5 separate regions of the Homo sapiens genome follow, and regions 1, 2, 4 and 5 are each linked to region 3. Evidence: chromatin loops called from intact Hi-C (ENCODE). Cell type or tissue: PC-3. All regions are shown on one strand. Each heading gives the region's core, and the rest is flanking DNA. Links, peaks and the distances in the headings are about the cores only. Region 1 overlaps KAT6B (lysine acetyltransferase 6B). Region 2 overlaps ADK (adenosine kinase). Region 3 overlaps ADK (adenosine kinase). Region 4 overlaps ADK (adenosine kinase). Region 5 holds the start of DUSP13B (dual specificity phosphatase 13B).

Evidence for each region. Hi-C counts contacts between places; a loop is a spot of excess contacts. Peaks named below come from ENCODE experiments on the same cell type or tissue, not always from the same donor. Only the 100,000 strongest peaks of a DNase experiment are listed, where the experiment ranks them.
Region 1: a loop joins it to region 3, with 6 times the contacts of the local background. A loop is called at or near these places in 2 of 110 quality-filtered maps.
Region 2: it touches region 3 in a loop (4-fold over the local background); 2 of 110 quality-filtered maps call a loop at or near these places.
Region 4: a loop joins it to region 3, with 3 times the contacts of the local background. A loop is called at or near these places in 2 of 110 quality-filtered maps.
Region 5: it touches region 3 in a loop (10-fold over the local background); 96 of 110 quality-filtered maps call a loop at or near these places.

What each region holds. Positions count from the first base shown.
Region 1 is chr10:74,872,808-74,878,918 of GRCh38, reverse strand. The region is part of intron 3 of KAT6B (lysine acetyltransferase 6B); the gene reads right to left. Among named protein-coding and RNA genes, the nearest start is that of KAT6B, 49 kb to the right of the region's middle. In PC-3, for the core only: no CTCF peak of the experiment used is centred there; a DNase peak (open chromatin) is centred at 2,838; H3K4me3 peaks cover 400 bases; H3K27ac peaks cover 1,505 bases.
Region 2 is chr10:74,500,123-74,506,233 of GRCh38, reverse strand. All of the region lies in intron 6 of ADK (adenosine kinase), which reads right to left. Among named protein-coding and RNA genes, the nearest start is that of ADK-AS1, 26 kb to the left of the region's middle. In PC-3, for the core only: no CTCF peak of the experiment used is centred there; a DNase peak (open chromatin) is centred at 2,813; H3K4me3 peaks cover 561 bases; H3K27ac peaks cover 2,213 bases.
Region 3 is chr10:74,263,113-74,269,223 of GRCh38, reverse strand. The region is part of intron 3 of ADK (adenosine kinase); the gene reads right to left. Among named protein-coding and RNA genes, the nearest start is that of ADK, 110 kb to the right of the region's middle. In PC-3, for the core only: a CTCF peak has its summit at 3,029 (motif pointing left); DNase peaks (open chromatin) are centred at 3,033 and 5,033; H3K4me3 peaks cover 271 bases.
Region 4 is chr10:74,429,674-74,435,784 of GRCh38, reverse strand. The region is part of intron 6 of ADK (adenosine kinase); the gene reads right to left. Among named protein-coding and RNA genes, the nearest start is that of ADK-AS1, 97 kb to the left of the region's middle. In PC-3, for the core only: no CTCF peak of the experiment used is centred there; DNase peaks (open chromatin) are centred at 2,164 and 2,764; H3K27ac peaks cover 1,543 bases.
Region 5 is chr10:75,096,704-75,102,814 of GRCh38, reverse strand. DUSP13B (dual specificity phosphatase 13B) reads left to right here and starts at 3,303. Exons shown (of 4, transcript NM_001363514.2): 1 at 3,303-3,784; 2 at 4,930-5,103. The coding sequence starts at 3,378. It also overlaps a transcript of SAMD8 not described here. In PC-3, for the core only: CTCF peaks have their summits at 2,700 (motif pointing right) and 4,698 (motif pointing right); DNase peaks (open chromatin) are centred at 2,704 and 4,684.

The sequences.
Region 1 (6,111 bases), core at 332-5,331, 610 kb before region 3:
ATATGAAGCAGCTATTTTGTGAGAATGAGATGAGCAAGTGAGCACAAGGAAGGCTTCTATGCTAAAGATGGTGAAGCAGAAAGACCCTGAGCCACACAGTTTGGCCAGACACCACTCACCATAACCCAAACATGCACCCTGGTTCATACCTCTGATCCCTGTAGCTTGTTACTTCTCTACATAAAATGTCTTCCCTACTTTCTGGATGGACTCTGACTTCAAATCTCAATCTAGAAGTTACCTCCCTCTGCAAAGCCTTCCCCAGCCAAAACAAATGTCTTTTTTTTTTTTTTTTTTTTGAGATGGAGTCTTGCTCTGTCACCCAGACTGGAGTGCAGCGGCACCATCTTGGCTCACTGCAACCTCCACCTCCCGGGTTCAAGTGATTCTCCTGCCTCAGCCTCCCGAGTAGCTGGGATTACAGGCACATGCTACCATACCCGGCTAATTTTTTGTATTTTAGTAGAGACAGGGTTTCACTGTGTTGCCCAGGCTGGTCTAGAACTCCTGAGCTTTAGGGGTCATTTGTTCACCCCAAACCCAGTCAGCCCGCAACATTAGCATTAGTTGTATGGTTAGTTACTAATGCACCCACTATAGTCTCCCTGGCTGACCACGCTGTACTATACCTACAAAAAGTACTCTGTAAATGAATGAGTATGAAATATTTCATAAGTCACTGACTGAACAAGTCAACCCCTTTCCTCTTTGAGTTTCTTAAGGGAACAAATAGTATCTCACTCACTGTTGCATCCCTAACAGGCAAATCTGAGATGCCCAATACATGTTTGCTAAACACAAACCATCACAGCTCCTCATAAAAATGTCTCCATTGAGCTGTGATTTAATGCCATCCCTTTCTGTGGGCTGAGAAATGCCTACTTGGACAGGGGTTTAGCATCATTCAGGGAGACTGCATTTCAATATATATATTTCTTATTTGTTTAAAATGTTTCTTTTTATACAACCAGCATGCTTTTTTTTTTTCTTTTACAATCTGGTATTTCCCTTTAGTGGGGAGGATGAAGCAGAATGGGAGGGAAGATTGCCAATGTTATTACTCTTTGATGATAACATAGGATTAGAACCCAAACATAAATTACTCCTAAATTCAGAGAGAAAAAATAAAAACAAAAAAATTATCTTTCTTCAAACTTCTATGCTTCTTTATTTGACAATAAGAATTTTATAAACCAACATCTTGTTCTTTTCTCCTTAGCATCCAGGATGTTTAGAACTAAATTATTCATTCTAGACATAGGGTTTATCTGATATTTCATCTTAATTATTTTTGATGCTTTGAAAAAAAGATTAACCTATTAAACATATTTTAACAAACTAAGCAATGTAAAATCATTTTTTTGATCCAGGCATAGTATAACCAACATCCTCAACAGCTGAAATTAAGCAGTCACTTTCTGCAGCATCAAAACTGCAATAAAGGGAGTCTCTGAGCCTACTCTGGTTCAGAAGCTGCCTACAAAACAATAAAATATTTTTTAAAACTGCAGTAAAGCCTTGAAAAAAAGTATGCATCTCCCAAATTTTGGCAAAATCAGCCCCCCTTTTCCTAAATTATTTTGATACATTTTAACAAGCTTCAACTGAGATTTTTAAATCACTGCATATTTACACATCTTTAAAAGTTTTCTTGGCTGGGTGTGGTGGCTCATGCCTGTAATCCCAGCACTTTGGGAGACGGAGGTGGGCAGATTATCTGAGGTCAGGAGTTTGACACCAGCCTGGCCAACATGGTGAAACCCTGTCTCCACTAAAAATACAAAAATTAGCCAGGCGTGGTGGCGCATGCCTGTAATCCCAGCTACTGGGAAGGCTGAGGCAGGAGAATCGCTTGAACCGGCAGGTAGAGGTTGCAGTGAGCCGAGATTGCACCATTGCGCTCCAGCCTGAGCAACAGAGCGAGACTTTTCTGAGACGGAATCTGTCCCTGACAAGGGCCAAACAAACAAAAAAAAAGTTTTCTTTATTTTATTTATTTTATTTTTGAGATGGAGTCTCACTCTGTCACTCAGGCTGGAGTGCAATGGTGCGATCTGAGCTCACTGCAGCCTCAGTCTCCCAGGTTCAAGCGATTCTCCTGCCTCAGCCTCCCGAGTAGCTGAGACTACACGCATGCGCCACCATGCCCAGCTAATTTTGTATTTTTAGTAGAGATGGAGTTTCACCATGTTGGCCAGGCTGGTGTCAAACTCCTGACCTCAGGTGATCCGACCACCTCGGCCTCCCAAAGTGCTGGGATTACAGGCATGAGCCACCACACCCAGCCAAAAGTTTTCTTTTATCAAGCATTAGACTGCCCACATTAACATACAAAACCTCAGCTCTTCATTATTTTTCTCCCAGAAACCTTCTGACTGGCTTAATTTTGTCCTGGAATAAAAGGCCTACTTAAATTGAGAAATAATTCTGTGTAACTATGAAAGCAGTAACTTCTCAAAATAAAATTTTGCCTTTCTACTTGGAGATGCCTTAGAAATAGTACTACAAAAAGCAACAACCAAAAAAATGAAGATTAGCTTCTGAAACAAATCTTTGTGAGAAAAAAAAGTAATGCCAGTCACAAAGAAAGAGCACTTATATAAAGAATCTGCCACATTCCCCACATAGGAGAGATGTGCTCCTAGAAAGTTGAAACCTATTTTTCTACTGCCATAGTTTAAAAGCCGGCAGGGGTGGGGAGTGGGGGAAGAAGGAGGGGGTGATACATTTACAATTTCAGAGCTCTTCAAATAGTAGGCAATGTTGACATGAAGTTGCAAGTGTAAATATTTGTTCCCTTCCTGGTTTATAAATTTCATGATGATAAAACTCTGTGTATAGAGCCACTAATTAAAAAGGAATCTATTTGCCTTGTAGGATGCTTGAGGTTGTATGTTTATTCAAGATGAATAAAGTGGTGCACACTAGAAAGGAACAGGAATTAGAATTTTGAACTTCATTGGTTTAACAAGTTCCTCCTGGGAATGAAAAGAGACTTCATTTGTCAAATCTGAGAAGGCTTTTCAGATGATAATTTGTGTGAAGATGCAGCAGTACATACAGTAAAAAATTATCTCCCCTGACCTTGAAAGGAAAGAAGGATGATATGTGATCAAGAAACAGCAAATTAAATGTTTGAGAAAAAGGAAGACAGGCTGGGCACAGTGGCTCATGCCTGTAATCCCAGCACTCTGGGAGGCTGAGGTGGGCAGGTCACTTGAGCTCAGGAGTTCGAGATCAGCCTGGCCGGCATGGTGAAACCTCATCTCTACTAAAAATACAAAAATTAGCCGGGTGTGGTGGCGTACATCTGTAATCCCAGCTACTTGGGTGGCTGAGGCAGGAGAATCTCGTGAACCCAAGAAGTGGAGGTTGCCATGAGCCACTGCACTCCAGCCTGGGTGACAGTGCAAGACTCCATCTCAAGGGAAAAAAAAAAAAAAAGAAAAAAAGGAAGACAATTTTCCATTACTTTGGTTTCAGGGTCACTTAACATTACCATTTAATGGTAATCTAGTAATGAGGTCCCCTCACTATTCAAGATTGCTTTAATGTGCTACACATAAGAACTAGCTAAACAAAACTGATTACTACATTACACATACAGATGACAGCCAGGATTGCTATTATTTACTTACATACTAAGTGGAATCTAGACCTTAAGCCTGAATAGCCACCACCACCACAAACAACAAGATCTTATTTTGCACTAGGAATGTTTAAAGCACTCTGTGTTTATTAGCTAATTTAATTTATCCAACATTTTGTTCTTGAAATGACTATTATCCCCAATTTATCTAATACAAAATATTTTTAAACATGTATCTCACACCCATAGAATATACAACACCAGGAGTAAACCCTAATGTAAACTATGGGCTTTGGGTGATAAGGCTGTGCAATTACAATGTGTCATCAGATGTAACAACCATTCTGGTGGGGGAGGTTGATAATGGGGAAAATTGTGCATGTGTAGGGGTAGGGAGTACATGAGAAATCTCTGCCCCTTCCACTCAATTTTGCTGTAAATCTAAAATTGCTCTTCAAAAAAAAGTCTACTTTTAAACACACAAACACACACACACATACACACACACACACACCCCACACACACCACCCACACACAAAACATAGATCTCACACAAAGAAGTAACTTCTAACCCTGCACACAGCAAGTACTCAATATTTGCTAATGGCAAGACTGGAAGTACAGGATGACTATGAAATCAACTAAGAAAGGCTGGGCATGGTGGCTCACGCTTATAATCCCAGCACTTTGGGAGGCCGAGGCAGGTGGATCACTTGAGGTCAGGAGTTTGAGACCAGCCTGGCCAACATGGTAGAAACCCTGTCTCTACTAAAACTACAAAAAATTAGCTGGGTGTGGTGGCGCATGGCTGTAATCCTGGCTACTCGGGAGACTGAGGCAGGAGAATCCCTTGAACTAGGAGGCAGAGGTTGCAGTGTGCCGAGATTGCGCCACTGCACTCCAGCCTGAGCGACAGAGCAAGACTCTGTCTCGGAAAAAGAAAAGAAAAGAAAAGAAAAATCAACTAAGAAAACAACTAAGAAACTGACAGACTTACAGCCTATCAGTCACTGAAGAAATAAACAACATATGACAACCTACAGTAACCACCCAAGTGAATTTGTCTTTTGCTTTCTTATTCCCATGGGGACTACAGGACCTCTGTGATAACATAAGTTCCTTCTACAATGATCCTGTATGTGCCTTTCCAATTTTTCATAACTTCAAGTAAGAAATACGTTCACATCATGACCTACTATACACATATGTGAATATTAAACTAAAATAGAAGTTTCATGAAACATTACTTACCCTTTTACACAAGGCATGCTATATTTTTATTCTGTTTCTCTTTTTTTTTTCTTTAATGCTGATAGGAACTCATTATGTTGATTTCACAATCAATTAATGAGAGACAATTCAGTTTGAAGAACACTGATTTCATGCCTATATTTTGGTTTTCTGGGTAGAGTAAAATTTCTGTCTGCACCTGATAACTCTAAATGAGTCATTTCATCTCCCTGAGTCTCACCTCATCTGTGAAATAAATACCTGTATTAACTACTCATAGAGTGGCTGAATTGAGGAAAAGAGAGAGGGAATAAAAAGACCTTGGGGAGAAGATTCTATTGGAATTCAGTCTGCAACCATCAGGGTGCACCAAGTGGGGAACATCTACCTCCCTCTCTCTCCCCTAAAATCTCTTCCAATCCATGAGCAAGTTCTGTTAAATATGTTCTTCAAAACATATTTCAGATCTGTCCTCATCTCTCCATCCCCACTGTCAAAACCCCAGTCTATGCCTCCATCCTCACAAAGGCCTCCTCCCAGGCTTGCCCTCCTCTACCCTTGCTCCTCTATAGCTCCCCTGGCCACACAGCAGCCTCGGTGACCTTTAAAAAGTTTTATTTTATTTATTTATTTATTTATTTATTTATTTTGCTGCTGCTCAGACTAAAGTGCAGTGGCATGATCATAGCTCACTGCAGCCTTGTATTCCTGGGCTCAAGCGATCCTCCTGCCTCAGCCTCCTGAGCAGCTGGAACCACAGGCACATGCCATCACATCTGGCTTTTTTTTTTTTTCATTTTTTGTAGAGATGGGATCTCTCTATGTTGCCCAGGCTGGTCTCCAATTCCTGGCCTCAAGCGATACTTCCACCTCAGCCTCCCAAAGCACTGAAATTATAGCCGTGAGCCACCATGCCTGGGCAAAAAAGTTTTATTTTGAAAAAATTTCAAACCTATAGAAAAGTTGCAGGAATAATTCAATAAACACCCATATGCCCTTTAAAACTGGCCACTTTTGCTTTATCTCTCTTTTGTGAATCATTTGAGAATAAGTTGTAAAGACCATGATCATTCACCCCGCTTAAGAACAAGGTCATTCTCTTCATTTCCATAATGTATTATCAGACTTAGGACACTTAACATTGATATAAGAGTATCATCTAACAGTCAGTACATATTCCAAATTTGCCAGTTTTCCCCAATACTGTCCTTTACAGTAAGTTTTCTTCCTCCAACCTAGGACCATTTAGTTTTCATGTCTCTCGATGACTTTAAAACATAAACTAAGACAGG
Region 2 (6,111 bases), core at 656-5,655, 240 kb before region 3:
ATCACTGCAGCTACGACAGCAGGCATGAAAACCTTGAAGTTTCTGTAAAATATCTTTTTATCTTATATTTAAAATACAATGTGAGTACAGAATTGCTATAAGAAAGGCATACTCTAGTAAGACTTGAAGTCATTATATGACAACTTAAAGCAAAAGGAAGGTGAAGGATTTAAAGCTGGAGAATTTAATGTCAGCAAAGGATGGCTTGACATTTTTAGAAAGAGGTTTGGCTTCAAAAAATGGATAAGAGGAGAAGTAACTTCTGCTGACAAAGAAGTACCTTGTCAGTAAGGAACTGTCTTTTAAATTTCTTTAGATATTGAACAATGCCCCGGGTCACCCACACCAGGAGTTCAACAACAAAGGTGTCAAAGTGGTCTACTTGCCATCAAACACAATATCTCTAATTCAGATCTAGATTAGGGGGTCATAAGGACCTTTAAAGATCATTACACATGGTAATCTATAGAAAAGATTGTCAATGCTATGGAAGTAGACCTCAACTTAGAGAACACCAAGGATATCTGAAAGAATCAAATCATGGAAAACGCCATTGTTACAAAAGTAGCCATGAAAGCCATCAAGCCCAAAAAAATAAATTGATGCTAGAGAAAAACTGTGTCCAATGGTGTATATGACTTCATAGGATTTACAACAGAGTCAATCAAGGATATCATAAAAGAGACTGTGGATATGGCAAAAAAAAAAAAAAAAAAGTGGGGGGAAGTTGAAGAGTTTCAAGATACGGATCTTGGAGTAATTCAAGAGCTAACAGACACCATATCACAGGAATTAACAGAAGATGACTTGATGGAGATGAGTGCTTCCAAATCAGTGCCAGATGATGAGAAAGAAGATGTAGAATAAGTAGTGCCAGAAACAAATTCATATTAGACCATATAACAGAATGATTCCAGTTATTCAAAAGACTGCTTTTGACTTCTTTTACAACATGGACCCTTCTATGATATGGGCACTGAACCAAAAGCAAAAGGTGGAAGGATAGGTGCCATATAGAAACATTTTTAGAGTAACATTTTTAGGGAAATGAAAAATAAGACAGAAATTACAACGTATTTCTGTAAAGTTACACTGAGTATGCCTACCTCTTCTGCCATCCTTTCCACCTCCTTCATCATTTCCACCCCTGCTACCCCTGAGACAGGAAGACCAGCTCTTCCCCACCCTCCTCTTCAGCCTGCTCAGTGTGAAGACTACTAGGATGAAGATGTTTATGATGATCCACCTCCACTTAATGAACAATAAATGTATTAGTCCGTTTTCACACTCCTATAAAGAACTGCCCAAGACTGACTAATTTATAAAGAAAAGAGGTTTAATTGACTCACAGTTCTGCATGGCTGGGGAGGCCTCAGGAAACACAATCATGGCAGAAGGGGAAGCAGGCATGTCATACATGGCAGCAGGCGAGAGAGGGCACATGAGAGAGGAACTGTCAAACACTTATAAAACTAACAGGTTCCACGAGAACTCACTATCACAAGAACAGCATGGGGGAAATGGCCCCCATGATCTAATGACCTCCTAACAGGTCCCTCCCTTAACATGTGGAGATTATGGGGATTAAAATTCGAGATGAGATTTGAGTGGGGAAGCAGAGCCAAACCATATCAATGAATATATTTTCCTTATGATTTTCTTTTCTCTAGCTTACTGTGTTACAAAAATACACTGTATAATACATATAATATACAAAATACATGTTCATCAATGATTAATGTTACAGGTAAGGCTTCTGGTCAACAGTAGGCTCTTAGTAAAGTTTCTGGGGAGTCAAAAGTTATACATGGATTTTCAACTACCCGGGGGAGGGGAGTGCCTCTAACCCCCGGCACTGTTCAAGGGTTAACTGTATTTACTAAATGAATATGTATGCTTATGGAATACTGCACACTCTTCAAGCCTTGTATTCCAAGTGGATACTGCTACCTTCATTTCCCATTCTGCATTGATTTTTCAGGAGGTACATATTAAAAAAAAAACAACAACAGTAATTATTTTTTAAAAAGACATCATCCAAAAGGAATGTAGCAAAATTTAATTTTGAAACCGATATAAAATATCCTGTAGCACTCTTGTGAGTCTGCTGCAGTACCCTGGGGTGTCAGTGCACAGTTTCGGAACTGTGGCTCTACTTGAATTAAACACCTTGAGATAAGTCTTTTTATTTGAGAGAGCTAAAGCCCTTCTTGAGCATGGTTCAGAGTACTTGGAAAATGGAAGTACTTTATTCTGTATGAGGTAGCGTAAGTAAATCTGTGTATCAGGGTGGGATTCTGGAGAGCAAAGTAAGAGGATTTTATAAAGAGATGGACCCTGACAAGATGATGGCAGCTGGGTGCCCTGGAGATAAAATATGGCGAGTAAAAAATTGCCTGTGCCTGGGATGAGTGAACAACTTCAGTAATGCTGATAACTAGTAATCAGTTTTGTTTCTTATCCTATGTAGTGTTATAATCCTTCTCCATCAACTTAAACCTTCCACAAAAATTAGCTCTTTACTTCCCTAATATGTGTATAAATAATAATTTTTCTGCCCAATGAAGTTTTAATCTTTAAACTATTATCTCTTTGTCTCAAAATGCAGTGTCTAAGGTCCTATCAATTTTAATTATACAGCAACTCCTGGAACTATGTCATCCTTCCTATTAATATAACTTTAGTTGATAACTCTCATTACTTTGTAAACCCTACTGCAACACTTTCCTGCTCTGGCAAAGCTCCTTTGTTCAAAAAACCTTAAATGACTCATTTCCTAAACAATAGTAGCTCAAGTTCCTGAAGTGGCATTAAAAATCCTCTAAATCTGACAGTAATCTATCTTTCCTATATAATCTCTGATGACTCACATCCACAAAACTCTTACTTTGACCATATGGAGTTTCTAGCTAGCCTAAGTATAAATCCTGTACCTTTCTATATCCTTTCCTTTGCTGGTGATATTTATTCACTCTGTAGAATCTGCTCTTCCTTTTCTACTTGGTCAACTAAAGCAAGGACTGGCAAGTGTTTTCTGTAAAATGCCCCAATAAATATTTTAGGTTTGCAGGCCACATGGTATCTGTTGCAACCACTCAACTCTGCTATTGTAGCGTATGGCTCATAGGCCATACTTTGTTGACCTCTGAACTAAAAGGAAAGAAGAAAATACATACTAAGTAGAAATGAAAACAACAACCCAGATAAAAATAACATTGGAGATAAATATTAATAGAAAATCCATTTAGTGTGGTAATGAGAGTGTAGCTTCCTCTTAGTAACGAACTACATAAAGAAATTGAAAACTAAGGCAGATTTAGAGAGAAAGAAACGATATAATTACATTTCCTAAAGTTTTCCCTTAAAATGAGGACATCTGACTATTTTCTGAGGCTAGCACTAAATCAATACAAGTCCTTTACATTTGAGTATAACACCCAATTTCCAGGGGGTAATACATTATCTTGCTTTAATTGCTGCTGCTTTCTATCTCTAACTCCCAACCTGACTCAAATGTTTCTCCCTAGATGCCTCTGAGAATAGTTTCGTTGAAAACAGATCTTCTAGCTTCATCACAAGACAAGGTCATTTATATAATTTTTTTACAATGTGAGTGCTTTCGTCTATTGAAAGAAACAAAAAATTATCAAGTGGTAGAATGTGCTAATAATTATGCAAAAATTATTTTGAAATTTTTTTTAATTTAAAAAAGTGAATTGCAATCATAGAAGGTTGCAGTTCATAAGCCAGGCCAATGTAGACTACATTTAAAATATAGGTGCCTTCTGTGATTGTGAAAGTGCTGCAGGGAATAAACCTCTTCTAATTTAAACTATGGCTTGCTTTTTGGCAAATTACTGCAATAAACACTCTCTATGTCTACATTTCTTATATGTGGCACAAAGGAAGCTATGCTTCTTTTTGTATTTACTTTTATGTTAGTTTACTTTTAAACTAACACTTGTAGTATGTTCCCAGAAAAAAATTTAAAAAAAATAGCAATTGATAATAAAGCAGCATGCAGTAGTTTAAAAAGAAATCACTGGGCTAAAAATCCAGATACTCAAATTCTGGCCTGGGTTTGGACTAGCTACTAGGCAATCTTAGTGATATATAGTATTTAATCTTGATGAGTTTTAGTTTTTTCATTTGTGAAAAACAGGAGATTGGGTTGGATGACCTTGAGAAACACCTTCATTTCAAAAATTCTAGAATTCAGTTAAGTCTTAAATCAACTGATTTCTTTAAAAAATTGAGGTAAAATTCACATAAAATTATATTCACAGTGTTGTGCAACCATGACCTCTATCTACTTCTCAACATTTTTAGCACCCCAAGAAGAAACCCTATCTTCCCATTAAAAAGTTATTCCCCATTCCTCACTCCCCACAAGTCCCTGGCAACTACCAATCTGCTTTTGTTTCTGTGGATTTACCTATTATGGATACTTCATATAAATGGAATCATACAATATGTGATCCTTTATGTCTGGCTTCGTCCATTTTCTTGATATTGAGGTTCACTCACATTCTATCATGCATCAGTACTTTATTCTTTTTTATGAACGAATGATATTCCATTGTATGGATCTATCACAATGTATCTTCCTGCTTGTGGACATTTGGGTTGTTTCCATAACAATTTTTTTGCATAATATTTTCAGAAGCCATAAATAACATAAAAACATGTACACATCAAAGGTGCACTTTTAAAAAAGATTTAAAGGGATATTCTGAATAGGGAGTCCCTTTTATCCAGAAATTGACAAATCTTGGTGAGCCAGAAATGAAACTAATTGTAACTTCTGATTCATGAAACTAATAATTGAGGTTTTAGTGGAAATTTTATAAACACGAAATTTTATATATGATGAAGAAGTTTAAGAAATACATGGATCAGGCTCTGAAAGAGAAGCAGAGAATACAAGTGATCTTGAAGTACCTAATTGAAGATGATTCTTCTTTTTGGCCATATTTTATCATAAAGTGATTTTAACTGTTTTAACTTAACAGAACACAAAACAGTGATTTTTCTCCAGTTACTACCAGACACAGTTGTTTTAAATCTGAGTTAAAAATGGCAAAAATGCAATGATTTTTTTCTGTGTAATTGTTTTGGCTCTCTGAAGTTTGCATTGTTTATTTCTATGAAAGTATCACTTTATAAGTGGAAAATGACTAAGCTGAAAGCTATTGTTTATATCCTTCAGAGTGGTCAGTGTTTCTGTTTTTGATAAAAGCTAAATGTGAAATCATTTTCTGTAACATAGGAAAGAGCCAAACTGTCAGTAAATGCACTTATATTGACCCTGACATTTTCTTCTTAGGTGCTGCCAACATGTCAAAAGGAAAGGATTGCTTTCAGACATCAATAATTTCTTTATTGCTGAAGCAAATCCTGATTGCTGCAGGATTAATATCTATCCATTTGCACCAGTAGCACAAGAAGTCAAAAAGGGATAGATAGCCCTTGACACTAGATAGCAAACATTTCAAACCAGTTTCTCACTTGCTCCATGACATCGGAATATGTCACTTAAATGTTATTTTTCAAAAACCATATATTACTCAGACATTGTTTTCTGAGCTTTATGAAGTTATATGATTTGATGTAATTTTTAAAATAAGAAAAGTGACTAAAATACATTTTTAATACTCACATAGGATAGTAGTTCTCAAAGTATAATTTCTGAATCACTCGGAAAGTTGCTCAAAATGCAATATCTTGGTCATACCCCAGACTTACTGAATCAGAAACCTGTGTGGGTAGGACACAGCAACCTGTGTTTTCCCAAGCCCTCCAGGTGGTTTTGCAAACCACTGACTAAAAAAACACTGAAATATCCATTTATTATCCTTATGATTTTTATCCATCCAGGAAAATTCAGAATCTTCACGAAGATGGCAAAAAGGAGGCCTACTACAAAATGTAAAACTTGACTGGAGTGGGGGAAAAAGTAGAGTAGTCAAGGCTGTAATACAGAACACTGTATTGCAGAAACACTAGAGGTAGTGTTTCTTTGTTCCAAGAGGCAGTTCTAATATGATCTGGATAAAAAATGAGGCTTAGTTTCCCGGCCACTATGGCACTGGCCTGACACAACAGTTCTGC
Region 3 (6,111 bases), core at 672-5,671:
TTAAGGAGGCTCTTTTCTTGAGACTACACACGCATTAACCCAAATAGATTATAAGAGTGTTATAGTTGGTGGGGAAAAAAATTATGATAAATACAAGCAATATTTTCTAATAAAGATGAATGTTAATAGAAAAATTAATGTTACATTTAAATATAATTTGAATATTGTGTACAACAATGAAGCACTTTAATTAAAAAACAAGTTTAAGCCATACTTAATCATTCATCTTTCTCCCTTGCTGCCAACTTCCTTTTATTCTTCAAACACATGAAGCAGTTGATATTATTTCCCCAAACAATAAAACCATTTATCATAATTTCACTACACTTACTGCTACTCCTTAAAGATAATTTATATTTCCCCACATAGATTAATTGTAAAAATCTTACAGAAGCTAAATCTGCACATTAAGTACTAGGATAAAAATACTGGCAAGTCATGAATTGGACAATATCTACCAACTGTCATTTTCAGCACTGAAAGCGGTAATCAATAAATCAAACTGATAATCTGAAAATTGATCATTCTACAACATCTGTGATACTTACAGATTATAGGCTAATTTAAAACATATAGCAAAGACTGATAAAATCCAAACATGTCTGGGTAATAACCATGCTTACAAGTGGACTAACATTTCTGTAATATCTAATATATGCCAGGCACTAGGCTAGGTATTTCACACACATTATCTTATTTTATCATCACCATAACTATATCAATAGTTGTATCAACAATTTTGCCAGTGAGGAAATGGACTCTGAGAAGTCACACAACTAATAAGTAGCACAAATGAGATTAAAGTAAAAACAAATTCTAGTGAAATAAAATCAATAGTGTAAGAACAGCTTAGCCAAAAAAAAAAAAAAGTTTTTCATGTGTTGGGGGGTGTTGCTGTTTCTTAAAGATATGGTGACTTGCTCTGTTGCTTAGGCTGGAGTGCAGTGGCGCAATCGAGCTGCAGCCTCGAACTCCTGGGCTCAAGCAATCCTCCTGCCTCAGTCTCCTGGGTAGCTAGAACTACAGGTTCATGCCACTATCTCTGGCTAACTTTTAAATATTTTGTAGAAATGGGATCTCATTATGCTGCCCAGAGCGGTCTCAAACTCCTGGCTTCAAGTGAACCTCCCACCACAGCCTCCCAAAGTGCTGGGATTACAGGTGTGAGCCACCATACCTGGCAAAGAAAAACAGCTTTAAGATGACTTCCTTAAAGAAATAAGTGCAATTTTACAACCATTCTTTATTTCCCTAATAAGATCCAAATTTTCTTTGGGGAATCATCCCTTCAACACTCTTAATCCATAAATTTCCAGCAGTGTTAACTCTATCTCCAGTTGCAGAGTAGATATGGAACCCAAACAAGCCAAAGAGGCCTAATATGACATAATCCTACACCTGTTTTTAGAGCCACTAAAACAGACAGACAGACACACACACACACACACACACACACACACACACACACAAATAAGGATATAAGCCAATAGCTGATGGCAGTACCCTACCTCTAGAAGATGAGGTGAAGAGGGTCCAAATAAAATTATTTGAACCTCTGCATCAAGCTTCACCTAAAATCAGCCATACCAACATCTTTTTAGATATGTGATCCAATAATTTCCATTTACTTAAGCCAGTATGAGTTAGGGTTTCTGTCACCTGCACGATACACATATCAACAAAAATTTAATGGTGTAACTCATCTCCAGAAATCAAATAATGCACTTAATTATTCCCAATCTGGAATCTTAAAAAAAAATGTAACAGGAATCAAGGAATCATCTTCAATACAGTCATTCCTCAGTATCTTTGAGGGATCCAGGACCCAACTTGGATACCAAAATGCACACATACTAAAGTACCACAGTTGGCCCTGTTGAACCCATAGATCCAAAAAGTTGGCCCTTCTCTCCATATACACAACTTTCACATTCCTTGAATACTGTATTTTCCATCCATTTTTGCTTGTAGATGCCAAACCAACCCATATAGAGGGCCAACTGTATTTACTGGAAAAAAACTAATATAAGTAGGTGCATGCAGTTCAAACCTGTGCTGTTTGAGGGTCAACTGTATTTGCATATAACCTGCATACATCCTCCCCAAACTTTAAATCATCTCTAGATTACTAACAATATCTAATACAATGGAAATGTATGTAAACTTTTGTCATATTGTTTAGGGAATATTGACAAGGAAAAATGTGTACATGCTCTGTACACAGGCAATTTCTTTTTCCCTAATATTTTCTTTCCACGGTTTAATCCACCAATGTGGAACCCATGGATATGTATTTCAAAAAAATTCAGTGGAATTGTACATTGACCTAGGAAAAGGCCACTAAAGCTTATTAAAACACCAAGTTCCTTCTGATTATATAATTTCAATATGAAAATTTCAATTATCTTTTTTAATATGAATTTTAAATGAAAATACCTTTTTATATACAACCTTTAAAATTAGAAAGAAATGAACTATTACTTTTAAAACACAGTTTATTTGGTGGACAAACTTCTTTACAATGCAAATTCCAGAAAATTTTTCAAAATGATCACTGGAGAAGAAAATATCAAGAACTATAATATACTATGGGTTATACTCAATAAGACAATTCGCTCATTTACTATACAAGCAGTGCCTTTTTTTTTCTTCTTTTTTTCTTTTTTTTGAAGCAGAGTCCTGCTCTGTCACCCAGGCTGGAGTGCAGTGGCGCGATCTCCGATCACAGCAACCTCTCCTTCCCCGGTTCAAGCAATTCTCTGCCTCAGCCTCCTGAGTAGCTGGGATTACAGGTGCCCGCCACCACGCCAGGCTAATTTTTGTATTTTTAGTAGAGACGGGGTTTCATCATGTTGGCCGGGCTGGTCTTGAATTGCTGACCTCGTGATCCACCCACCTCGGCCTCCCAAGGTGCTGAGATTACAGGCGTGAGCCACTGTGCCCGGCCGCCTTTCGATCTTTCTATTCTGAGGTTACTGAGCCTCCAGAGACTTCAAATAAGCAGTCTAAGACTAATGGCACCACCTAGCGTCCTGTACTGGTCACTATCTGACTCACTGTCTTCTACTTCCTTTTGCTGCTGGACATAGGCTAGTCTTCTTCTATTGCTGTTTTTCTTTAGTAATCCTTCCAAAAGTCATTTATGTCTCATTTATATATACATACACATCAACACATCATCCTTAAGTCTCCTTCTCTCATCCCTCTCTCTGCAATTGTCCCATTACTTTAGGAACAACTATTTAGTATGCCCTTGATCTTTCCCAGGTACTTGGTCCTTAACCTATATTATCATCACAAGCACTTTATAAACCTAATAGAACCTCTACTCACATGCCCTAGATCCCCTAAATCTCAGATAATTGAACAGGTACTGCAAATCTAAAACCAATTTGCCTGATTACTACCCATATGACCCATATACTTTTTTAAAAAAATATTTTCATACAATGGCCAAACTACAAATCCAATTTATAAAAATTGGTGGTAAATGAATCAGTTATATCTCAAAAGAAAACAAATGGCATTAAAAGTGAAAATTAGATTTTAAGTGAGGCTCAATTCACCACTTGAAAGTGTATAGAAGTTCTGACTTTGATAAAGTGATTGTTTTTCACTCTTTTGTAATTAAGTTGCGCTTTTCTCAAATATCATCACAGAAAAAAATGTTATTGTTCACATCTGCTGGTTATAATATCATTTTCTAGGCCAGGCACGGTGGCTCACGCCTGTAATCTCAGCCAGCACTTTTGGAGGCCAAGGCAGGTGGATCACGAGGTCAGGAGATTGAGACCATCTTGGCCAACATGGTGAAACCCCGTCTCTACTAAAATAAAAACAATTAGCTGGGCGTGGTGGTGCGCACCTGTAGTCCTAGCTACTCAGGAGGCTGAAGCAGGGGAATCGCTTGAACCCAGGAAGCAGAGGTTGCAGTGAGCTGAGATTGTACCACTGCACTCCAGCCTGGTGACAGAGCAAGACTCCGTCTCAAAAAAAAAAAAAAATTGTAGTATTTTATATTATAAATTCCAATATTATAGCTTATCATCAGCTAAATCAATTTTGGGAAGAGGGCTTGGACCTAAATTATCACTGTTATTTTCATTTTAAGAAAATTTGGCCAGGTGTGGTTGCTCACAACTGTAATCCCAGCACTTTGGAAAGCCAAGGCAGGAGAATCATTTGATGTTCAAGACCAGTCTACCCAACAAAGCAAGACCCTGTCTCTACAAAAAATAAAGAAAAAAATAGGTACTTTGACAAAAAGGAAAATTCAACTGAAACATTGGTATAGGGACAAATAGACCAATGGAACAGAATTAGAACCCAGAAATTGACCCCCATGCAAACAAAAAACTATTAAGGCAATGAAGTTTTCAGAAAATTATACAAAGATAATTGGTTATCCATATGCAAAAAAACTCAAGTCTCCAACTCTACCTCACACCATACACAAAAATTACATACTACCAGATGAAAGATCTACCTCTGCAAAGCACATATGGGAAACTCTGACCTTAGAGTAGGAAGTAATTTCTTAAATAAGGCATAAGAAGATAAAGCATTTTTAAAAATTGATAATGTGATTACATTTCATTTTAAAACTTGTGTGAGGCAAAAGACACCACAAAATGAAAGACAAGTCACATACTAGGCACAGATATATGGCAAATATAATCAAAGAATTTGTATCCATAAAATACAAAAAAAACTCATGCAAATCAGTAATTTAAAATATCTCAAAAGAAAAAATGAGTAAAGGACATTAAGAGGCAATCACAAGATGAGAACTGTAAAAGGTAAACACATGTATAAGAAAAAAGGCTCAGCCTCACTATATATTTTCAAAATTCAATTAAAACCACAATGAGATACAGTTCACACCTACAAAACAGAAATTAGAATTTCTGTTTATACCAATTCTTAGCAAGACAATTGAGAAAGGGAATGCTCAGATACCACTGGAAAGAACAACTCAGCAACATCTACTGAAGTGCAACATGTGCAAGCCCAGTGACACAACAATTCCACACACAGGTATAAACCCCAAGGAGCACTAGCCTATAAAACTTTTTATGATAATGGAATGATTCCATATCCACAATATCCAATACATTACTCACTAGTTACATGTGGCTATTAAACACTTTAAATGTTGCTAGTGTAACTGAGGAACTGAGTTAATTTTAATTAATTGAAATTTAAACATCCACATATTTAAAATACAGTCCTCAAGAATCTTTCACATATGCATAAACAGATCAGTACAAGAACCTTAAACACAGTAGTGTTTCTAATACTGAAAAACCTGTAATTCCTCAACCAAAGAATAAATTGTGATGTATTCATACAAGTCTATACAGGTGAAAATAAATTACATATAAATTACGTGCATTAACAGGGAAAAATCTAAAAATTCAATGTTACACGAAAAAGCGAGCCGAAGGAGAGGCACTGTAAAATATGTTTTAGAACACGCAAATCAATACTTCATATTGCTTATGAATATATACACATATATTTTAAGCACTAAGAAAAGCATTACAGCTAAAAACAAAACTGGAACACCAGTGAACTTTGAAATAAGACAGAAAATGGGCTGAAGACAGGTATACAGAGAACCCCAGATGTACTTGTAATGTATTCCCCTTTTACCATTTGGGTGGAAGACTCTGCCCACCCAAATCTTCAACAAATCTAAGTGTTGACAGATTGGGTACATGGGTGTTTGTTTTAGTACTGCTAGTTTGTTCTACATAAAGTATTTCATAAGGAAAAACTAAAAGTAAGAAAATTCATGCTACAAACTGTAGAACATCACTAGCAAGTTTGAGAGGTTCCTGTTTATTCTTTAATTTCTCTCCATCTCACACAGCTTACTAACATCCATCACTAAGTACAATGAAATCAAATTTGTGAAGGCCTAAAACACCCAACCGTATTTTCATGATGAAGCATAGCCTGTCACTAAAAATGTTTTCTATTTCCTAGTAAAAGCAGTAAAAAGCAAAGTTTCTCTTTTTCTTATGGCTTTCGACATCAAATTCAATTCCCCTGTGCAGTATATGTGGAAATCAAATATTTGGGGTGGGAGACGAGGCAGGGAGAAAA
Region 4 (6,111 bases), core at 573-5,572, 170 kb before region 3:
TTTTCTTTCAGCACTTTAAATATGTTATCTCATTACCTTCTGGCTTCATTGGTACCGGTGAGAAGTAAGCTGTTAATTTTGTGTTCCCCTGTTGTGATTTGCTGAGTTTAAGATTTTCCTTTTGTCCTTGTCAAATAGTCAAGATTTTGCTATTATGAGGCCAGGTGTGCATCTCTTTGCATTTATTGTACTTGGTGTTCAAAGAGCTTCCTAGATGTATAAACAAATGTTTTTCAATAAATTTGGGCGGTTTTTTGCCATTTTTTCTTCAAGTATTTTTTTCTGCCTTTATTTTCAGACATAATAGTAGTTATAGCATAGAACTGGGCATGAAAATATCTCCCCATTTACTAACCACATGACTGTGGATAACACACAACATTTTTTGTGTCTCAATTTTCTTAAATGTAAAGGCGGATGAATTATACCAACCATATGTCACCTAATTCATTGGATTACTGTGAGGCTCAAGTTACATAATATCTAATTTAAAAACTAAACATTAAATAAATGTAAATGTATTTTTCCAAGGATAAAGTCTTCATCTATAAACCTTTGATCTCAATTCCATCTAGCAGTTATCACTCTTCCACACTGCATTATCAGTCTTCTGTTCTATCATATCTTCCTTAGACAATATACAAACTCAAATCTCTTATATCTTTAAGCAAACCTTCCCTCTCACCCAACAGTCTTCACTCGATGTAATGTGCCTACTACTACCATCTTTCTGGTGGCATAGTGATTCTTAAACTCTCTGAGGTGAAGGCCAAGTTATTTTTTATCCTCTAGTCCAACATAGACCCATATATAGTGCTACTGTGCATAACTAGTTTACAGATTATATATAAACAACTCACCACAGGTGCTCTCCAACATTCAAAGTCATCCATTCCCTGTTCAATGAGAAATCTGATGATCGTGCACCAGGATGTTGGCAGTGTTAAACAAAATGTATAGGATCCCATTAGTTTGGACTAAGCTCCTGCACTAGGCCCACCAGACCAAACCAAAATGGAGTCACTCAAGCTGAAGTTCCACATCACTAAGCTAAAACATAGTTGTTTATCTTACTTTCCAAGAAATCAGGAGAAACAGATAATAGCCAGATCCCCAAACAGACCAGTTTTAGCTGGTATAAGGAAGTCCCCTCTGCTTTAACCTTTATAAGAAAAGTAATTTTGGAAATACCAATCCACATTTTGTTTTCTGTTTTTGCTTTCCTCAGCCCTTTTCTGTCTATAAAGTCAACTTCCTCTGCTCAGCTTACTGGAATATTCATTCTATTTAATAGAATGAGGTTGTTGTCCGATTTTAGAATTGCAAATAAAAACCAATTAACATCTTTAAATTTGTTGTAATTTTGTATTTGCTGGAAGGGGGTGTAAACTTGTTAAACAGTTTCCAAATAGTCTCAAATTTTATATTTCATTCATTACAGACTAAGATCAAATAGTTCTCAGACTACACTTTTCTCTAATAATTTTTTTTCTATCACCAGTGGTGTAATCAAAATCCATCAGTCATTTTAGACAGCGATGACCTCCTATCTTTCATAACCATCCTTTTCTGTCTCTTCTGTTGATACTAATTTCTTTCTTCACTATTTAGGAAGAATTCCTTAAGATGTTATTTTTGGCATTCTTCCTGTATTCCAAACTCATTATATATATAGAAAATCATTTCTCCCTCTGGATTTACTAAATGAGCCATGATTCTCTCAAGTCATGTAAAAGGGTAACCTCTACCTCATTTTACTTCACCACACACAAATATTCATTTCCAAGGGCTTTTGCATCCTTTCCTACTTTCTTACTTATATCAGCCTCAACCTAGACTAATATAACACCTTTCTAATTAATGTATCTGTAACTAATCTTCCTCACCTCCAATTTAAAGACACATGGTCAAATTAATGTATCCAGCATAGTTTTGATCATAGTAATTCCCTGTGTACTCAAAGTATTTCGTTTTAGCAATCCATACCAGTTTCAGATTTTAACACTGTTACTCTCATATGAATCAACTTTGACAAGTCAACAATTCCTTTAATATAGCTGGCAACTGTAAACATTGGTAAATAGTTACTGAATGACTGACTTAAATGATTATTGGATTCAAATAATTTTGAAAATAAAAAAATCACTCTATACTGTTTATATTATGACTATATACCTTTATATTACTATCCTTACTTTACAAAACTAATCCCATAACCAATGCTATTTTCACATGTCTAATAATACTGCTGCTAGTTTTACTGTTGGATGAACTACATTCTAGCCTCCTGCTGCTACTGAGAAATGCATTAAAGTAGGTCACGTGGTTTTCTTCATGTCAACAAATGATGGCTCAATTAGGCAGATAAGTATCTACAGCCCTCAGCAGAATCTTCAGTCCATTCTTAGCAGTTTAGAAAAGCACTTTGGTTAGCATTAGAGCCAAGGAAAGGAACACTTGTAATTCTTTAAGCATTCAATTAAATTTTTTAAATTCAAGACTGGCTATTGAATGTTTCCAAACAAACAGTGTGGAAGTAGACATTCATCATGAATGAGCACTCTAAAATCTGGTGTGTATGTAAATTTCTTAATGAATGAGATTATGACATTTCTGATACACTGTTTGCAGTATAAACACTTATGGATGATCCATTTTGGTAATTTTGTCATCAACAGATGATTCTATGTTGGTTTGCTAATTAATGGGCAGTGTGTGCATGCATAGAGCCAAAGGCATTTCCAACTAAAAGATACATAGAGCTACTGCTGAGTCACTTAGTAAAGTAAAGCCTTCCAGTTCATGAAAGGAAATCTCAGGAATGCAAAGTAAAAAAGAAAAATCATGAAGCAAAAAGGTTCCAGAATAGACAAATACCTAAATATTTAGACATCAGTTTATCTACTCTTTTCTAAAAATTCAATCTACTGAATTAGATTTTTCCCACCCTAAGAAATTAGAAGGAATTTAAAAAGGAAGTTGAAGATGACACACCACCAGCTCCAGGGCTAGTAAAATTATTAAAATGTATATATAAGTACTCAAAATATATAACAATTTGAGTAACTTAAAATAAAAGCAAATACATGTATACACTTGAAGAGACTCATAGAATAGTCCTATAAGTAACAGACGTTATAGATGATGATCCCGTGTCATGAAGAAAATTGAATTGTATGCATGGAACTGATGAAGAAAGAAAGAACTACATCAATATTTGGAAGAGGAAAATTTAAAGAAGGGTTCACTTCAGCAATAAATGATTATAGATAAATGATACATTCCTAAACTAAGTTTCAATAATACTAAGAGCAGTGCTAAATTTATCTAAATGAAAAAAATACTATCACCATTTATTTCTATTGCCAATACAAGGATGATCAATGTGAGATATCCCTCAATAGCATGGAAATAACAGATATTAATACTGCCTTTTAGCCAACCATCAAACCACTAAGTAGGATCAGATATGGAATATGGCCTGTCTGAATATATTAACAAATCTACAAAAGGATTATGTTGGGGGTTAGGGTAGTGTTGGTGCATTATGAAAGAGAAACAAAAGCAAATGTTTGTGCTACTTTTATTTTAAATAAAAATAAAAATTCTGTTGCTCAGGCTGGAGTGCAGTGGTGCAACCATGGATCACTGCAGGCTTGACCTCCTGGGCTCAAGGGATCCTCCCACCTCAGCGTCTCGAGTAGCTGGGACCTCAGGCACAAGCCACCATGTCTAAATATTATTATTATTATTTTGGTAGAGACAGGGACTTGTTATGTTGACCAGGCTCGTCTTAAATTCTTGGCCTCAGGGATCCTCCCGCCTTGGCCTCCTAAAGTGCTGGAATTATAAGCATGAGCCACTGCATCTGCCAACACTACTTATTAAAGAAGAGCTCAGAAAGCCTTTTGTCTATGGAATTTAATTTTTTCAGGTCCCTACTAAAGAGATAAATGTATCTTATTGATTGACTGAGATAGAGTCTTGCTCTGTTGTCCAGGCTGGAGTGAAATGTATCTTACTGATTGATTGATTGATTGATTGGAGACAGAGTCTTGCTCTGTTGCCCAGGCTGGAGCACAGTGGCACAATCTAGGCTCACTGCAACCTCCGCCTCCCAGGTTCAAGCAATTATCGTGCCTCAGCCTCCCGAGCAACTGAGATTACAGGTGCCAGCTACCACACCTGGCTAATTTTCGTAGTTTTAGTGGAGATAAGATTTCACCATGTTGGGCATGCTGGTCTCAAACTCCTGACCTCAAGTGATCTGCCCACCTCGGCCTCCCAAAGTGTTGGGATTACAGGCATGAGCCACCATGCCCGGCCTCAGATGCATTTAAAGACTGATTTATTCAAGTCCCCTTATCCTGATTCTGCAGTCGCCATTACATTCCAATGCAAGTTTGCCTAAAGAAACAGATATGCGGATTAAGCAGACACAAACATTTGGGCCGATGTGATAACTACATTTCCTACTATAAATAAATAAGGCAATCTATTGGTTTCTGTAATCATTCTCTTGGAACCTGGTAAATGGAATCATTCTTGCCTCCTTTCCTTTTCTCATATCCAACTGTCAGCCCATCAGAAAAATTTTTGTGAGCTCTTCTTCAAAACATATCTAGAATCTGAACCATCTTTAACACTTCCACCATAAGTCTAAGCTACCATCATCTCTCACATGGGCAGCCTCTTTTTTTTTTTTTTTTTTTTTTTTTGAGACGGAGTCTCGCTCTGTCGCCCAGGCTGGAGTGCAGTGGCGGGATCTCGGCTCACTGCAAGCTCCGATGGGCAGCCTCTTAATAGTTCCCCATGCTTCAACACTTGCCCAACCACCATCTATTTTCTATATAGCAGCCACATCTTATAGACCTGGCTCATAGCTGCCTTGTAGAACTCATCTCCTTCCAGCCGCCTTGCTCTGTCTCAAACACTCTAGGCATATTTCCTTCTCAAGGCCTCTGTGCTTGTTCCCTCTGCTTGAAATGTGCTTTCCCCAAACAGCTGTATGGCTTTTTTCTTCACTTCCTTCAGGCCTCTTCTGAATGTCAACTTAACCATCAAGTCATTCTCTACTATTTATTCCCTACTATATATTGAGAGGTGGTAGAATGTAAGAATTAAAAGCTTAGAGGCAGTCTAAAGTAATGAAAATTGATGTTCCTTTTAAAAAATAATTTTTTATTTTTATAAAATGAGATGGGGTCTTGCTACGTTGACCAGGCTGGTCATGAACTTCTGGCCTCAAGCAATTCTCTCATCTCGGCCTCCTAAAATGCTGGGATTACAGGTGTGAGCCATTACGCCCAGCCAAAAATTGGTGTTCATACAAAAACTTATGTGCAAATATTCACAGCAGCTTTATCTGTAATAGCTCCAAACTGGAAACAACCAAGATGTCTTTCAATAGGTGAACAGAGGGAAGTGGGTGGGCAACATGAAGGATCATTGTGGTGACAGATATATTTGGAGCCTTGACTATATCAGTGTCAATATGATGGTTATGATATGGTTCTATAGTTTTGTAAGAAGTTACCTCGAGAAACTGAGTAAAAAGTACATGAGATCTCTCTGTATTATATTACAACTGCATGTGAATCTACAAATTATGTCAAAATAAAAAAAATTAATTAAAAAAAGCTTGGACACAAGCCAGTCTGATGGATTCAAAATCCTGGGTCTGCTACTTTTAGCTGTGAAACCTGGAGAAAGTTAACACCTCCGTGCCTCTGTTTCTTCATCAATAAAATAGAGGTAATAATAGTACCAATCTAATAAGGTTGTTTGAGGTAAAGGAATTACTATATGTAAAGATCTTAGAATGGTATGTGGCCCAGAGTAAGTATCATATGAGTATTAGCTACTATTGTTAATAATTTTAGAGAATAATGTCTACTATATTGTCTATTTTAACATATGCTCCCGATTCACAGTATAACACTATCTGGTACATAATAGGCACTGGATAAATATTTGTTGAATGAAAACATGAAAGCTCCTGATAGATGAATTTGCTTTTAGTGTACTGACAGAATCACTCTTCTGGATATCCAAGTTTGAGAGTATCACTAGTCAAACATTTTTTCCTTTTATATTTGTATAACTGATTAT
Region 5 (6,111 bases), core at 350-5,349, 830 kb before region 3:
ACGCCCAGCTAATTTTGTATTTTTAGTAGAGGCAGGTTTTCTCCATGTTAGTCAGGCTGGTCTCGAACTCCCGACCTCAGGTGATCCGCCCACCTCGGCCTCCCAAAGTGCTAGGATTACAGGCATGAGCCACCGCGACCAGCCCAACTCACTAATTTTTTGTATTTTTAGTAGAGACAGGGTCTGGCTATATTGCCTAGACTGGTCTTGAACCCCTGGGCTCAAGCAATCCTCCCACCTCAGCCTCCCAAAGTGTCGGGATTATAGGCATTAGCCACTGCATCCGGCCAAGGGACCTTTTAAAATGGTTTATTTGATCTTCCTTCTCCCACTATCTCTTTTTTTCTTTTTGTTTTTTCTTTTTTTCTTTTTGAGACGGAGTCTCGCCCTGTCGCCCAGGCTGGAGTGCAGTGGCGCGATCTCGGCTCACTGCAAGCTCTGCCTCCCGGGTTCACGCCATTCTCCTGCCTCAGCCTCCTGAGTAGCTGGGACTACAGGCATCCACCACCACGCCCGGCTAGCCTGTTAGCCAGGATGGTCTCGATCTCCTGACCTCATGACCCACCCTCCTCGGTTTCCCAAAGTGCTGGGATTATAGGCTTCAGCCACCGCGCCCGGCCCCTTCTCCCACTATCAACATACATGTACACAATATGCCACAGTCAGACCTGGGCTGAGCTGCCTTGATTCTTAGCAGTGCTGGGACAGAGGCCTGGGCCTGGAGGGAAAGGTGCCTGACTGTGCTTGGCACTGGCCATGCCATGGAACCAGTGGACAAGTTGGGAGTGGCAGGGGAGGCTGGAAGAGGGGAGTAGACAGCATGCTTTATAATTAAACTCAAATCAAAAAATAGAAACAGCATCAAGTGTGCGGAGACAGGCGGCTGAAAGCCAGCAGCACGAACTGCCCGTCAGAGAAGTGCACAGCCTGGGCCAGATACTCCCACAGGTGGGTGAGTGCTCCTAATTTGGGGGGGGTAGGATGTGGTCCCTGAGCATGCTGGGTAATGAGGGCCAGGACACTTGTGCCTGTGTGGGGAGGGGTGGGGTTTGGGTTGGGTAGAGAACCGACTGGGTCAGAGATGAAGGCGCAGACAAGGTATAGTAGAGTCAGAGAGACCTGGGTTTGAATCCTGACTCCCACATCAATTGGCTATGTGACTCTGGGTATGTTGCTTAACCTCTCTGAGTCTCGGTTTCCTCATCTGTAAAATGGGGATGATAATATTACCTGCTCCATAAAGGCACTGTGAGGATTCAATGAGAAAATGTGAGCACCTAGCTCTGTCTGGCACATAGTACATCCTTGATGAGTGCTAAATATAACAATTATTGCTGGACAGAGAAAGAAATATCAAGAAATACAGAGATAGAGAAGAAATCTCACTGTCCCGTAGGGAAGTTACCCTCCACATAGGATATGGCTGGGGCTGGAAAGGGTAAGAGTAATTATAGTAGTGATAATAATAGTAAGACGTGCCATTTATTGGGCATCTACCATAAGACAGACCCTGTGGGAGGTGCTTTACATTAATTATTACATGGAATTCTCACAGCAGCCCCACTGAAGAAACTGGCTTGGTGAAGACAAGACCACATAGCTGCAAGTACCAGACCTGAGATTTCTACCCAGGTCTGCCCTCCCCAAGACCCTCAGGCTGAGCACAGAGACCCACAGCTGTTCCCCACTGGCAGCCACACGCCACCCTTCTGCAGGCCTTCTCCCCACACTCCTCACTGGTCCTGCCCTGAGATCTCCAGCCCCACATGGCCTGTGGCCACACTTCTGTCTGGCCTCCCTGGAGTGGAGTCAGAAAGGATGGGCAGGAAGAAAGTCCAGGGGACTATCTGAAACTGCAGCTGAGAGGTGGATGGCAAACAGCTGCCCCCTGCCCCAAGGAAGCCTGTGCCTCTGCCCGATGTCTTGGGCACACAGAGCAGCGTCATGGGAGGCTGCAAAGGCACATGAGCTTCCTGGGGGAGGATGGGAGACAGAGGCAAACGGGGGAGTGACCCAGGGAGGAGAGATGCAAACACAGAAAAGAAGTGCATGGACTTGCAAACAGCAGCAGCACAGGAGCAGCCAGGAAAAGCCCTGCCTACAGAGGCAGCTGCTCTGCTGAGCGGGGGAGGCAGGAAGGGGGCGAGGAGGAGCACGGGATCAGGGAGAGAAGGAAGACTGCAGGGAGTGGGAGGGGAGCTCGGCCGGGCCCTGGCCCTGCTGGACGTTGGGCCTGTGCTTCACCCAGCTGGGGACAAGGAGACATGGAATGTAGTGTCAGGCAGGGCCCTCCGAAGACCAAGTCTCAGGTGTCAGAAACCGGCGGAGCTGCCACAACCACCGACTTCCCCTCCTTGGGAGGGACTGGGGCTTAAAGGACGAGTCCCTGGGGGGGTGGCCGGGCCTGACTCTGACTGATGGGATGGGCTGGGTCCCAGTGGGTTAGAGTGGACAGGTGGGGCAACACCCTGAGCATCGGGAGCAAGGCATTAGGTGGAGCCTGACCAGGCATAGCGCTAAGTCCAGGGGAGAGCCCCGTTCTTCAGACCTGGGCCTAGGTCCCCTCGGAGGCAGAGGCATGCACTGTGGCCTACCAGCCCCCAAATCCTTGACCCCTCTGGAGCCTCCTGGGGGTGGAGCCTGGCTGCCTGCTCCCTGGCAAGGCTGGGCTGTGACACACCCATTGGCCACCAGGGGGCAGCCTCACCCCATGCCAAGCTCCGCAGGCCTGAGCCCGGAGCCTGTCCCACTTCCCAAAGCCCCATCTCCTGCCTGGGGTGGTGCAGCCCCACCTGATGGCTCCAGACCAGTGTGGCTGTTGGACTCCTCTGGGTCCTGGGGGCTTCCCCAACTCCACCACACTACACTGCCCTCTGCCCTGCAGTGACCGCATATCCAGACACTCCTCTCTCATTCTCGGGTCAGACCCCCAGAGCATCCTGAAAATTAAGTCCAGCATCCCTAGCATGGGAAGATAAACTGTGGTCCAGATGGGAGCAAAGACTTGCTCGTGGCCACAGAATGAGTTATGGCAGAGTGCTGGGGGAGCCAGGCTCTCCTCCCTGCCTCAGAAGTTCTCTTCCCACCTCTTCAGGTAGACTCCCATCTTCATGGAGGTTTATGGAACCAACGGTCTTCAATCCCAAACAGATACCAAGCAGAGAGGAGGCCTGGGGGTTTAGAGGGACCGGAGGGCCCACTGCAGTCCACAAGGCCTCAGTCGGCTCTCAGGCCCCACCCCCCATGGGCGCCCCAGCCAGCACCTGGAATTCTAGCCGCTTCACAGTGTTTGTGTTCTGGGCAGAACCTGCCCAGCCCTGTTCCGCTCAGGCAGAGTCCTGCCCCTGCACCCACTCCCCCATTCCCGGCCCCAGGCCATGCCCCAGGTAGGTGGCAGGCCACTCAGCCACCTGGAGAGGTCACAGTGGGGGATGAGGAGGACAGCTTGGTCTTCACTTCCGCCTTGCCCGACAGCCTCCCACTGGGTGAGCCTGGCCAAGCCGGCAGCCTCCTGGGTGCCTGTTTCTTTTTCTGGTCCTGGCACTGCCTACCAAAGGGAAAAGATGTTCTTCCCAGTATGCACCTTCCCTAGTCACTGGTCCAGGGGATCAGGGGCAGTTAGCAAAGACAGGACCCCCTCTCCAACACGGCACCAGGCCCATATTCTGGTGCCGCTGAAAATCCAGCTCCGCAGGGTCCCTGACTCCTTCAGCCAGCAGATGCCTGAAACAAGCTACCTGACCCGGGTGGGGCCTGACATCCAGTGCTGGCCTGAGTCGTGGGGGTAAGGAGGAAAACCCAGGGCCTGTAGGCAGGTGTGTGGCTCAGCAGTACCAGGCTCCCTTGAGGAAGCAGATGGGTTAGTGACCACTCTCTGGAGGCCCCAAAGATGGTAACTGAAAGGCTTGGGGATGGACTAAAACCCCAGCCTTGCTACTCATGAGCCGTATGGCTTTGGGCATCACTTTTAAAACATTCTGAGCTTCAGCTTCCTCCTGGGTAAAATAGGAACAGATATCCCACGAGTGAGACATCAGGCTTTTTGTTGTTGTTGAGATGGACTCTCGCTCTGTTGCCCAGGCTGGAGTGCAGTGGTGTGACCTCAGCTCACTGCAACCTCTGCCTCACAGGTTCAAAAGGTTCTCCTGCCTCAGCCTCCCTAGTAGCTGGGACTACAGGAGTGGACCACCACACCTGGCTAATTTTTGTATTTTTGGTAGAGACAGGATTTTGCCTCATTGGCCAGGCTGGTCTCGAACTCCTGACCTCAGTTGATCTGCCTGCCTCAGCCTCCCAAAGTGCTGGGATTACAAGTGTGAGCCACCGTGCCCAGCCAGAGGCATCAGGCTTATAAGAGGCATTAGCTCATTCCATGCGGAGTTGCTAACAAATACCAGTTCACAGTCCTGGCCTCTTACCTGGAGATAGGCTCTGATCTCCAAGCCCCTGAAAGTGGGAGGGGACGGGGGTCTGAGGATGAGTACTGGAAGTAGCAGGTGAGGGGGCTTGAGATGAGCTGCTTAGGTTGGTGGGGGCTTCCTGGGTGCCCTGAGAGCCACAGCCATCTGGGGCTTTCATCCCTACAAAGTCCAAGCTGATTTAGGGATGAGATCTGCACTGACTAGTGCCACAAACAGGGAACTCCAAGGGCCCCTTGGCCAAAGCTTCATACATCTGCAGCTCAGCAGAGGGCAGGAGAGAGGTCTGCCCAGCTCCATAGCAGTGACAAAGGCTTGATTCCCTTGTTCCCTGGGGAAGGGTTCTAGGCCTCAGCCCCAGCTGAGCTTGTTAATACCTCATGTGAAATAGATGAAGCCCTTCCTGCAGCATCCCCGTGGCACCTAGGCACTGCACCATGGGCTTCCCCATCAGCTGGATCCACCCTCTGGGAGCCTGCCTCCAGCCACTGCGGTGTCCACTCTGTTCCAGGATGGACTCACTGCAGAAGCAGGACCTCCGGAGGCCCAAGATCCATGGGGCAGTCCAGGCATCTCCCTACCAGCCGCCCACATTGGCTTCGCTGCAGCGCTTGCTGTGGGTCCGTCAGGCTGCCACACTGAACCATATCGATGAGGTCTGGCCCAGCCTCTTCCTGGGAGATGCGTGAGTAAGACCCACGTTAGGAGTGGGGATGGCGGAAGGGTGTGAGGTTCACACGGGAATGGGGGCATGAGCCTCTCTCAGAGCCCTCTAGGGCAGAGGTGGCACGCTTGCCTCCCACCGTCTCTTTCCCTATGTTTCTTTCCTTTTATATTATTACTGCTTTTAACTGTGGAACTAGAATGCACATAAGAAAAGTGCACAGGGCCGGGTGCGGTGGCTCACGCCTGTAATCCCAGCACTTTGGGAGGCCAAGACAGGTGGATCACTTGAGGTCAGAAGTTCGAGACCAGCCTGGCCAACATGGTGAAACCTCATCTCTACTAAAAATACAAAAAATTAGCCAGGTGTGGTGGTGGACGCCTGCAATCACAGCTACTCAGGAGGCTGAGGCAGGAGAATCACTTGAATCCAGGAGGCAGAGGTTGCAGTGAGCCGAGATCGTGCCACTGCACTCCAGCCTGGACAATAAGAGCGAAACTCTGTCTCAAAGAAAGAAAAAAAAAAGGAAAAAGGAAATGTGCACAGAGCACGTATGAACAGCTTCATCACCCAGTGAAGAAAAAGGATATTACTTGTCTCCCAGAAGCCCCTACTGAATCCTTCTCATTATAACTTTTCTATTCTCTGTGGTTAATCACTATCTGTTGAATTAATTATTTTCTGTAAAGTTTTACCACCTATATATCTAAACAGTGTAGTTAGTTTCACCTGTTGTTTAAAATGATATGAGTGGAATCATGTTGTGTGTGTTTTGTGCCTGGGATCATTTGCTCAAATTTGTGAGTCACCCACATTGTTATGTGTACCTGAAGTTCATTCATGTTTTCACTGCTGGAGTCATCATATGATTATGCCACAGTTTATCCATTTTACTGAATATGGACATTTGAATTGTTTCCACTTTTTGACTATTATGAACAGTGATCCTAGTAATATTTCATTTTAAAATTTTTATTTATTTATTTAGAGACAAGGTCTCTCTCTGTTGCCTAGGCTGGAATGCAGGGA